2 separate regions of the Homo sapiens genome follow, and region 1 is linked to region 2. A link is an interaction called in ENCODE POLR2A ChIA-PET data of the cell type or tissue named here. Cell type or tissue: OCI-LY7. All regions are shown on one strand.

Region 1 (5,000 bases), 470 kb before region 2:
TAATGGTCTGCTATGGCATTGGGCTCAGTGCTGCACCATCTTTCCTGCAAGCTCTAAGAAGTCAGCAAAGGTCTGAAGCAGCCCGCTCAGTGACGCTGTTCAGCATGAAATCATTCTAACTTGGCCCATCGGGGTCTCCTGGTTCCTTGTCCTTATCTTAGCATCTTCTCATGAAGATCTGAGCCCCTACCTCTGACAGGCTGTGTGACCTTGGACAAATCACTGACCCCTTTCTGGGCCTCAGTTACACCAACTGTAAAAAGAGGCAATTGGATCAAGGGATTTTAAAAATCAAATTCAATTCATGCCTGTGCTCCTTGTATGCAGGTACCCAGGCACACACAAGGCAGTGCTGATTTTAAAAGCAGCAAAAATGATGAGTAGGCTCTCTAGTTGTTTCTGTCTTAAAATAAGCTTCTGGAAAAATGATGTCTATTTGCAGCTTTTTTTTTCTTTCCCATTTCTACCTTCTGAAAATGACAGAAGTAGCATTGCCTAAAAATGTGCCACACGCCAGCTGCCTGTGGATGAAGGCACTTAAGTTCTCTGAGAATGGTCCTCATGAGTGCCCCGAGATCCCAGGACACCAGGCTGAGCAGTGAAGTCCCCTAGAGCACACTGCTCCATGGACACTGCCCTGCTCAGACCCTTCAGAACAGGGTCCCGGCCTCTGCTTGGCATCCAAGGCCTCCTGGACCAAGTCCTGCAACCTTGCCTGATACTAGCCACAGTGAACTCACTGTAGCCCCCAAACACTGCATTCTGTGGTATCACCTAGGTGTGCTGGCCCCTCTGCTCATGCCATTGTCCTCCCAGGTGACATTGAGAGGACTTCCACAATACCCTACTGCCTTCCCAGGTGGTGGCACCACAAATGGGGCCCAGTGATCTGGGCAGAATAGAGCAAGGCCTGCTCCTCTTGCAGCCTGGACCCCGTGCTCCTGTAACTATGCCCCAAACATCCCATCAGGGGGCTGCCACCCAGAGCTCATCCACTCCCCTAAAATGTAGTAAGCATCCACTCTGAACTAGGCTTGTGCTGCAACCTACGGAGTTACCAGTAAAATTTTTAAAAAATATATAGCTCAGCCCCCATAGTCACATTGTTCTGACCTGCTTTTCTATAGCTTTTTTCAAAAAATAGCAGAAACCATTTATATAGCACTTACCATGTGTAGAGGTATCCTTATCCTATGTACTTTTCATACATGAATTTGTTAATCTTCACAACAACTCTATGAGGCAGGTGTTATTATTATAATCATTTCACAGAGGAGCCACAGAGATGGGAAGCTTGCATAAAGCCACACAACTGGTAAGAAGGGATGGAGCCATGATTCCAACTCAATGGTTCAGTTCAGGGGAACTGAATCCGGCCAACAACCAATAGAGGGAACTTGGAAGTAAATCCCCCTTCAGTCAAGCCATCAGATGAGACCACAGCCTTGAGTATCACATTGAGCACAGCCTCCAAGAGATCTTAAGCCAGAGGCACCACATGAAGCCACACTTGATTCCTGGCATGCAGTAACTATGAGATGATTAATATATGCTGGGTGGGTTTTTTTTTTTTTTTTCTGAGACAGAGTCTTGCTCTGTTGCCCAGGCTGGAGTTCAGTGGCGTGATCTCGCCTCACTGTAACCTCCACCTCCCGGATTCAAGTGATTCTCCAGCCTCAGCCTCCTGAGTAGCTGGGATTACAGACACATGCCACCATGCCCAGCTAATTTTTGTATTTTTAGTAGAGATGGAGTTTCTCCATGTTGGCCAGGCTGGTCTCGAACTCCTGACCTCAAGTGACCCACCTGTCTGGGCCTCCCAAAGTGCTAGGATTACAGGCATGAGCCACTGTGCCTAGCCCTAATATATGCTGTTTTTAAAATTAAAAAGCCTAGCTCATGAATTGGCACTCTTAACGACTGTGTGATTCTGCTTCTTTATAAATAGAAGGGACTGGGCTCCCGCATGTGTGATGCTGAGCTTCCATGTTGATTCTGTCTTTATAGGCAGCTCCCGACTGCCTCCTCTCCCATTCTCTAACTGCTCCTCAGGGTAGGCATGTGCCTGTGCCCCACCAGCTTATGAACCCCCTCAGCATGGGCTAATTGCTTGCAGTGCTTGGGGAAGGCAAAGTACACTAGGCCAGCACTTCTCAATCTGTAATGTGCACACAAATCAAGTAGGGATCTGTTAAAATGAAGATTCTGATTTAGGAGACTCTAAATCAGATTCTGGGTGGGGACTGAGATGCTGCATGCCTAACAAGCTCCAGGGGATGCTGCATGTCCATGACCACACTGGGGATAGCACGGCCTGAATCATTAAAAGCACTTTGACTCAGACTAACTGTGGTTCAAATTCCAGTCCATCACATGCAGCTGGGAGTCCTTGACCTCTGAGAAGAGAGACTTACTCAAGGTCACATAATAAATTAGAGTTACCTGGAGCCACAACCAAAACCCAGTGTTCTCACTTCTAGTCCAGAGTCCCCAAACTGCAGATAAATCCACCCTCCTAAGTTCTGAGTCTGGACACATTTGAGTGTGTGTGTGTATATCCCTGTATGTGCCTACACCTGTGAATAAGTGTGTCAGATGTGCTTGTGAATGTGTCTAAACAGCATGTGTACCAGTAGGCTTGTGAGAGTTGTTCATCACCAGATATTAGCTCACCAGATACCAACTCCACTCCTACCCTGTGCCAGGTCCCTGCCCCCACGAAACCCACAGTCTAGGAGGAAAGCAGCCATTAAGCAAATAAACGGAAACTAAAATCTCATTTGTGTGTGCTTGTGCACATGTGAGAGTATTGCTCACACTAGCCCAAGAGTCAGGTGATTTATTATCTCCATTTCACTGCAGAAACTGAGGCAATGAGAGATTGAGTAACTTGCCCAGGAGCACACAGCAATGCTCAATGTGCCTTTCCATACACTGAGCATGCCTACAAGTTGTGTTTGTATTTGCTTATATTTGTGCATGAATGTGTCTGTACACAAGCATGTGTGTTGTCTGTGCCCAGAGAAACTTAGACATCTTCACATATTCCATTAACAAGATTTTCTGGCACCACAGCACAGCATCACAAAAACCACACATACACACACACACATATGCATGTGCTTTAAGTGTTGATGTTTCGGCCAGGTGCGGTGGCTCACGCCTGTAATCCCAGCACTTTGGGAGGCCGAGGCGGGCAGATCACGAGGTCAAGAGATCAAGACCATCTTGGCCAACATGGTAAAGCCCCGTCTCTAATAAAAATACAAAAATTAGCTGGGTGTGGTAGCATGTGCCTGTAATCCCCGCTACTCAGGAGGCTGAGGCAGGAGACTCACTTGAACCGGGGAGGTGGAGGTTGCAGTGAGCCAAGATTGTGATACTGCACTCCAGCCTGGCGACAGAGTGAGACACTGTCTCCAAAAAAAAAAAAAAAAAAAAAAAAAGATGTTGATATTTCAAACATTTCCTAAAACTCTGTCCACAAGGAAATAGAAGTGGAAGGCCAGAGCCTGCAGAGCTGAGCAGATCTGGGGAAGCCCGTGCCACCTGCTTCCCTGGGGCAAGCCACAGCCAGAGCAATTTCACAGCTCATCATCCATTATGAGGCTAAAATAATTCTTTCCCTCCCAGGAAGTTAAATACATTGTTCAAGCGGTAAAAGGCTCGCCCATCCATGCTCTCAGTGGGAATTTACTACCCTGGTGACCGGATTAACACAAGATACAAATGACCAAACCTGGCTAGGTTCCCTTCCCTGCCTGCCCTGTCTCTAAAAATTGAGATACTTGTAAAAATACAATGCCTTGATCTTTCTTTTTTTACACCTTATTGAAGCATAGAATACAACAGAAAAGTGCACAAATCATAAATGTACAGCTCAATGAATTTTCATAAAGTGAACAGATTTGTGTAAACAGCACTCAAAGGAAGGGAGAAAACCTTCCCAGCACCTCTGAAGCCCCTCAAAGCCCCTATAGTCACTCCCCACCCCCCTCTAGGGTAACTGCAATTCACATTCTATCTCCATTGATTAGTTTTGCCTGTTCATGTGCTGTATGTAAATGGCATTGTCTAGAATGTTCTGTCTTGTTGTCTGGTTTCTTTCACTCAACGTGTTTGTGAGACTCATCTGCTTGATGGCATGTGGTTACACATCATTCATTCTCATTGCTGCATAGTATTCCACTGTGTAAGAATATTTCAGAATCATGTATCCAGTCTACTCTTGATGGGCATTTGGATTGTTTTCAGTTTTGAGCTTTAATGAAAAACACTCCTATAAACTTTTTTTTAAGAAACAGTCTCACTCTGTCACCAAGGCTAGAGTGCAATGGAGCAAACATGGCTCATTGCAGCCTCAACCTCCAGGGCTCAAGTGATCGTCCCACCTTAGCCTCTCGAGTAGCTGGGACTACAGGTATGTACCAGCACACCTGGCTAATTATTTAATTTTTTAAAACAGGGGTCTCACTAAATTGCTCAGGCTGGTCTTGAACTCCTGGGCTCAAGCGATCCTCCCACCTCAGACTCCCAAAGTGCTAGGATTACAGGCATGAGCCACCACGCCTGGCCTGAACATACGAAGGCATTTGTGGAGTTGAATTACTGAGTCATAGAGACATATATTCAGCTTTAGATACTGCAAAATGGCATCTATGGTGGTACCAATTTACACAGCAGTGAGTGAGGGTACTGGTTCCTCCAGATCCTTCTCAACTTAGTCTTTTACATATTCTCCGTTTCGGTGGGAGTATACCATGTTAATAAATTTTAAAGCCGGGCACAGTGGCTCACACCTGTAATCCCAGCACTTTGGGAGGCTGGGGTGGGCAGATCACTTGAGGTCAGGAGTTCGAGACCAGCCTGGCCAACATGGAAAAACCCCATTTCTACTAAAAATACAAAAATTAGCTGGGCATGATGGCACATGCCTGTAATCCCAGCTACTCGGGAGGCTGAGACAGGAGAATCACTTGAACCCAGGAGGCGGAGGTTGC
Region 2 (5,000 bases):
CCAAGAAAATACATACACTAATACACAAACCCAAAATAGTCTCTCACTGTCTCTCTCTCTTTCACACACACTAACTCATGCTCATTTATGCATGTACAACCTACCATCACAATCATAACCCACATTCTCAGCCTCACACCTCCAAAGGTATATACACACCTCACACGAATATATATACACACAAGCCACCGTACCAGGCTGGCTGCTGCTCCACTCCTCACTCTCTGGGGTGCTAGCAGTGGGTTGTCCCTCTGGGTCCTTTCCTTCTTCTTGCTTCTCCTGTAGAAGGCAAGCCTGATCCCAGCTTCTTCTCCTCATGGTTTGGGATGAAGCCCTAGGGTCTGATCCTGGCCCCTACCTGGCTCTCTGGCCATGTGGTGTTCTGCCCCAAACAGGCAGAATTTCTTCTAGGCCGCCAGCAGGAGTGCAGCTCCAGCAGACATCCCCCTATCACTTGAGCACAGACTCACATGAGCATGCACATCCTAATTAAACAGCCTGACTACAACTCTCCTTATTATCTGGTAGAGAAACTGAGTACACAAAAACTTCCTTTGTGATGCTCTTACACGCCCAGTAGAATTCATGCTCTGTCCCTTCCAGCTTCTGCAGCTAGAGCCCTGGGTGTTCCCTGGCCTTTGGCCTAGGCACTGGACTCCAGTGATGGAGTTTTCCAGCTGCCTGCACATGTACTTTGGGTGCTAGTTCACCTGACTATGTCTTAACCTTGACACTAAACTGAGATGGGAGCTCTGGAAAATCAAGAGAGTGATTAATTCATTTCCCTTTAACCAGGTATAGGACCTAACTCAGGATGGGACCCCAAAATATGATGAGTGAGTCATTATGCGTGTCTTCTCTGGCCCAGCTCCATAATCTGGATTGATGGAGGGGACAGTGGGAATTGAGGCATAGGCTATAGCTTCCCCCTCCCTTCCCCACTGCCCTCTTCCTACCATGGCCTCTGGCTCCGACTCCTCCTCTGATGGGCTCTGGTATTCCCTGCGCTTCCTCTTCTTCATGGGTTTGAGGAGCTCAGAAGCGCTGGTAGAGCCTGAGGAGTTCTCCACTATGACTGACCTGAGGAAGGGCCAGCCTTAGGGAAAGAACCACCCGCCCTGCACCACCCAGCCCCTCTCCTAACCCCTGAACAGGAATGAGGCTTTGGGGGCTGAAGGTAGAGCAAGTAGGGCTGCGACCTCCTCCCCTTACCGCTCCTGGAACAGCTGAGGGCAGCCATCATTAGAGGAACCAAGATCTGGACCCGCGGCTTGGTGAGGCCCGCACGCCTGGCACTGACAGGTGCTATCATCCTCTGGGGGGTCCTGATTGGGATCTTCTGGAGGATTCTGGGGGTGGTCCTCTGCGGGGGCCAAATGGGCCTCAGGCCTCCCTCCCCATCGCAGCCACACTCAGGCTCCGCCCACGCCCCCTCAGGCCCTGCCTCCGCCTCGGTCCATCTCCGCATCGGATGGCCTCCTCCAGCCTTCTCCACCCCAGGACCACCCCGGGCCCCGCCCCCGAACCTTCTGGGGCTCAGGCCTCGCCCCACCCGCACAGGGCCCAGCTCAGGGCCTGGGGAGCGGGGCTCCTACCCGCCTGTTGGGGGCCCGCCTCGCCATCTCCCGCCGGGGCCCCGCCATCTTCGTATTCGGTCACGCCTTCCTGCCGCAGCTCGGGGCTCGGGGGCTGCTCCACTCCCGCCATGTTCAGCGGCTTATACTCGCTTATCCGGAACTGGAGCGCGGGAGGGTCTGAGGATTGCGACTCCCGTACGGGTCCTTGACCCATCTCGGAGTCGGTGCCATGGCCCTCTCTTCGCCTCATGCCAGCTCACGCCCTCAGCAGGCCTCAAGACTCCACGCCAGGGGGCCTCACTCCAAGCTACACCAGCCAAACCCTCACTCCAGGCTACGCCCCCAAGCACCTGCGGGGTCCAGTCCCAGGGTGCCCCACTCTAAGCCACGCCCCCAGGCTCCCACAGGCCCAGTCCCACGGTACCCCACTCTAAGCCACGCCCCCAAACTAACACAGGCCCACTCAGGGTGCCCCAGTCTAAGCCACGCCCCCAGACACCCACAGGCCCAGTCCCAGAGTGCCTCACTCCAAGCCACGCCCCCATAGTCCCCAGGGCCTAGGAGTGCTTCAACTCAAGCCACGCCCCGAGAGTCCCTCACTCAAAGCCCACCCCTAGGGCCCATCATCTGAGCCAGCTTCCCCCACTTCCGTCTCAGGTCCAGCCTCCGGGCCTGCAAGCCCCGCCCCATGGCTGCGGTTTACGAGGCTTAGCCAATCCCCACAGACACTGACCCGCAGGCCGCCCCCTGGGGGCGGGGCCGCGGCCTCTGTCCATTCCAGAAGCCGCACTGTGCTGGTGCTGGAGCTGGCCGGCCCGGCGCTAAGCTGCGGCAGGACGGTGGCAGAAACTGGTTCGCAGCCGGCCACTTGCTCCGGGGCACCCACATGGATTGGCTCCCGGGGAAAGCAAGACACATCCAGGGCACTGCTGGGCAGGCCGAGGGTGGCCGAACTGGCTGTAAACAGATATACAAATAGACACGACACAGGTGAGTCTAGTGGCCCTACCTCAATCCGGCCATGCATGTGTAGGCATGTGAAGGAAGGCAGGTGGAGGACAGTGAAAACGGTCATCCCCTCTCCAGGATCCACACTTGCTTGAGCAGGTACAGAGATGCTCTTCCTTCCCAGACTCCTACCCTAGCTTGACTCACCTGGAATGATGAAGGCAGTTGCGGGCAGGTGAGGACCAGAACCGGGGCTGTCTCCGGCCACCAAGTGCATGCTGACCTCCCCTGTGGAAGGCCCCTTCAGTGTCCTCAGCATCTCCATTTCAGCATGCCCCTCCATCCCAGCATGCCCCTCCATCCTGGCAGGCCTACAAGCCAAACATAGCCCCCAGGGTGATCAGGTGGGGACCTTTGTTACAGCAGCAATGGAGATGTGAAGGGATGGGGCTTCTTTGAGAAGCTAGCCACCTTCAAACCCGTGACCTGCAGAGAAAGGCCTCAGTCCTGTGGGGAGTAGGGTGTCTTCAGAGACCAGCATCAGGTCTGGCTCCTGTTCTGGCCAGGCCCTGCACCTCCCCAGTCTCTGTAAGGATGGTAAGGATGGGTAGGGTGGCATGTGTGAGGGTACTTTGTAAACTGTGATGTACAAAACTGACTCTGGGGAGCATGACTCAGGTCAAGGTTCTGTGTGGCCAGTTGTCTCCAGGACATAGCCCAGGCCACATCCAAACTCACCTTTTTCTTGACCCCACCTCTATCCCCACTGGAATCACTCCCTCCTCCCTCTGGGGATTCAGAGACCTCAAGTACCAGGTTTTCCTTCACCCATACAGGGTTCATCTTCCTGGGAGGTGGGATCTTTCCTGATCATGTTCTTTTATGGCCCTGTCCACCACTCCCTCCAACCCCAAGCACAGGGTGGGCACTCAAGCATCTGCTGAACAAATGTATGCATCTGAAGAGCAGAGACATAGTGTACGAAGACGCAGTCAAGTCAGTACGTGATTTTGTTTTAATAACGCAAAGGCAGTAGAAGCATTTCACAGAGTTCATTCAACAGGTAAAGACATAAAGAAAAAGACCTAGAGATACAAAGAATATACTTAATATCTATTTACTCAGCACCTAAAATGTACTGACCACTGTCCTACTTGCCTTACCAGCACTGTCCAGTAGAATTTTCTGTGATAATGAGAATGTCCAATACTTAAACTGTCCAACACCGTAGCCACTAGCCACATGTGGCTATTGAGCACTTGAAATGGGCTACTATGACTGAGGAACTGAATTTTTTATTTTATTTAATTTTAATTAAATTTAAATAGTGACCAGAAGGTAGGTACAGTGGTGCATGCCTGTAGTCCCAAGTTCTCTGGAGACTGACACGGGAGGATGGCTTGAGCCCAGGAGTTTGAGGCTAGCCTGGGCAACATAGCGAGACCCTGTCTCTGACAAGAAATAAGTAAATAAATAGCGACAGTAGCTATGACTATTGTATTGGACAGCACAGCTTTAGACGTATTAAAATTGGCCTGTCAGTGCTACCTCCAAAACACACTGAAGGTCTAACCACTTCTCTCCATCTCCATTGCTGCCATGCTAGTCCCAGCCAACATCAGCTCTCTTTGGACTTCTGAAATTGCCTTCTAACCCATCTCCCTGCTTCCTTTCCTGCACCCCTACAGTCTACTCTCCAGTCGAAAAAGCTTTAAAAACATAAACCAAATCACATAATTTCCCTATCTAAATTCTTCAGTGGCTCTCTATTGCCCTTACAGTAAAATCAAAGCACTTTGCCCTAGAAAATCTGACCTCTGCTTTTCCCTCTGGCCTCATCCTCCACCACTCTTCCCCTGTTCTCTCCACTCAACAGACTCTGGTTTCCTTCTATTGCTTGACCAACATTCCCACTCACAGCCTTTGCCCTTGCTGTTCCCTCCCTCTGGAATGCTCTTCCCCAAGCTCTCTGCTTGACTGGCTCCTTCCCATCCTCCAGGCCTTAACTCAATAGTCACCTCCTCAGAAGAGGTCTTTCTTTACCAATTTTTTTTTTTTTTTTTTTTGAGATGGAGTCTCGCTCTGTTGCCCAGGCTAGAGTGCAGTGGTGCCATCTCGGCTGACTGCAACCTCTGCCTCCCAGGTTCAAGCAATTCTCCTACCTCAGCCTCCTGACTAGGTGGGATTACAGGCACATACCACATAGCCTGGCTATTTTTTGTATTTTTAGTAGAGACGGGGTTTCACCATGTTGCCAGGCTGGACTGGAACTCCTGACCTCAGGTGATCCGCCCACCTCGGCCTCCCAAAGTGCTGGGTTTATAGGCGTGAGCCATCGAGTCCGGCCTGACCAAGGAATTTAAAGCAGCAGCACACCCCTCACCCCATCCCACCACTATCTGTCTCATTACTATTATATATTTCTTTCTTTCTCATCCTTCATTATAATCAATAGTGATCTTCAATTATTTATTT

Evidence for each region. ChIA-PET counts read pairs that join two places held together with the same protein. Peaks named below come from ENCODE experiments on the same cell type or tissue, not always from the same donor. Only the 100,000 strongest peaks of a DNase experiment are listed, where the experiment ranks them.
Region 1: POLR2A ChIA-PET joins it to region 2 with 14 read pairs; 2 of 35 experiments call an interaction of 5 or more read pairs at or near these places.

What each region holds. Positions count from the first base shown.
Region 1 is chr20:43,986,359-43,991,358 of GRCh38, reverse strand. All of the region lies in intron 2 of TOX2 (TOX high mobility group box family member 2), which reads right to left. Among named protein-coding and RNA genes, the nearest start is that of TOX2, 74 kb to the right of the region's middle. RefSeq lists a silencer at 2,782-2,861. In OCI-LY7, no CTCF peak of the experiment used is centred here; no DNase peak of the experiment used is centred here.
Region 2 is chr20:43,511,372-43,516,371 of GRCh38, reverse strand. L3MBTL1 (L3MBTL histone methyl-lysine binding protein 1) reads right to left here. Exons shown (of 22, transcript NM_001377303.1): 2 at 2,733-2,896; 3 at 2,311-2,534; 4 at 1,596-1,737; 5 at 1,213-1,363; 6 at 957-1,080; 7 at 195-279. The coding sequence starts at 2,868. Among named protein-coding and RNA genes, the nearest start is that of L3MBTL1, 6.2 kb to the right of the region's middle. RefSeq lists a silencer at 1,509-1,598. In OCI-LY7, a CTCF peak has its summit at 1,858; a DNase peak (open chromatin) is centred at 2,091; H3K4me3 peaks cover 2,788 bases; H3K27ac peaks cover 495 bases.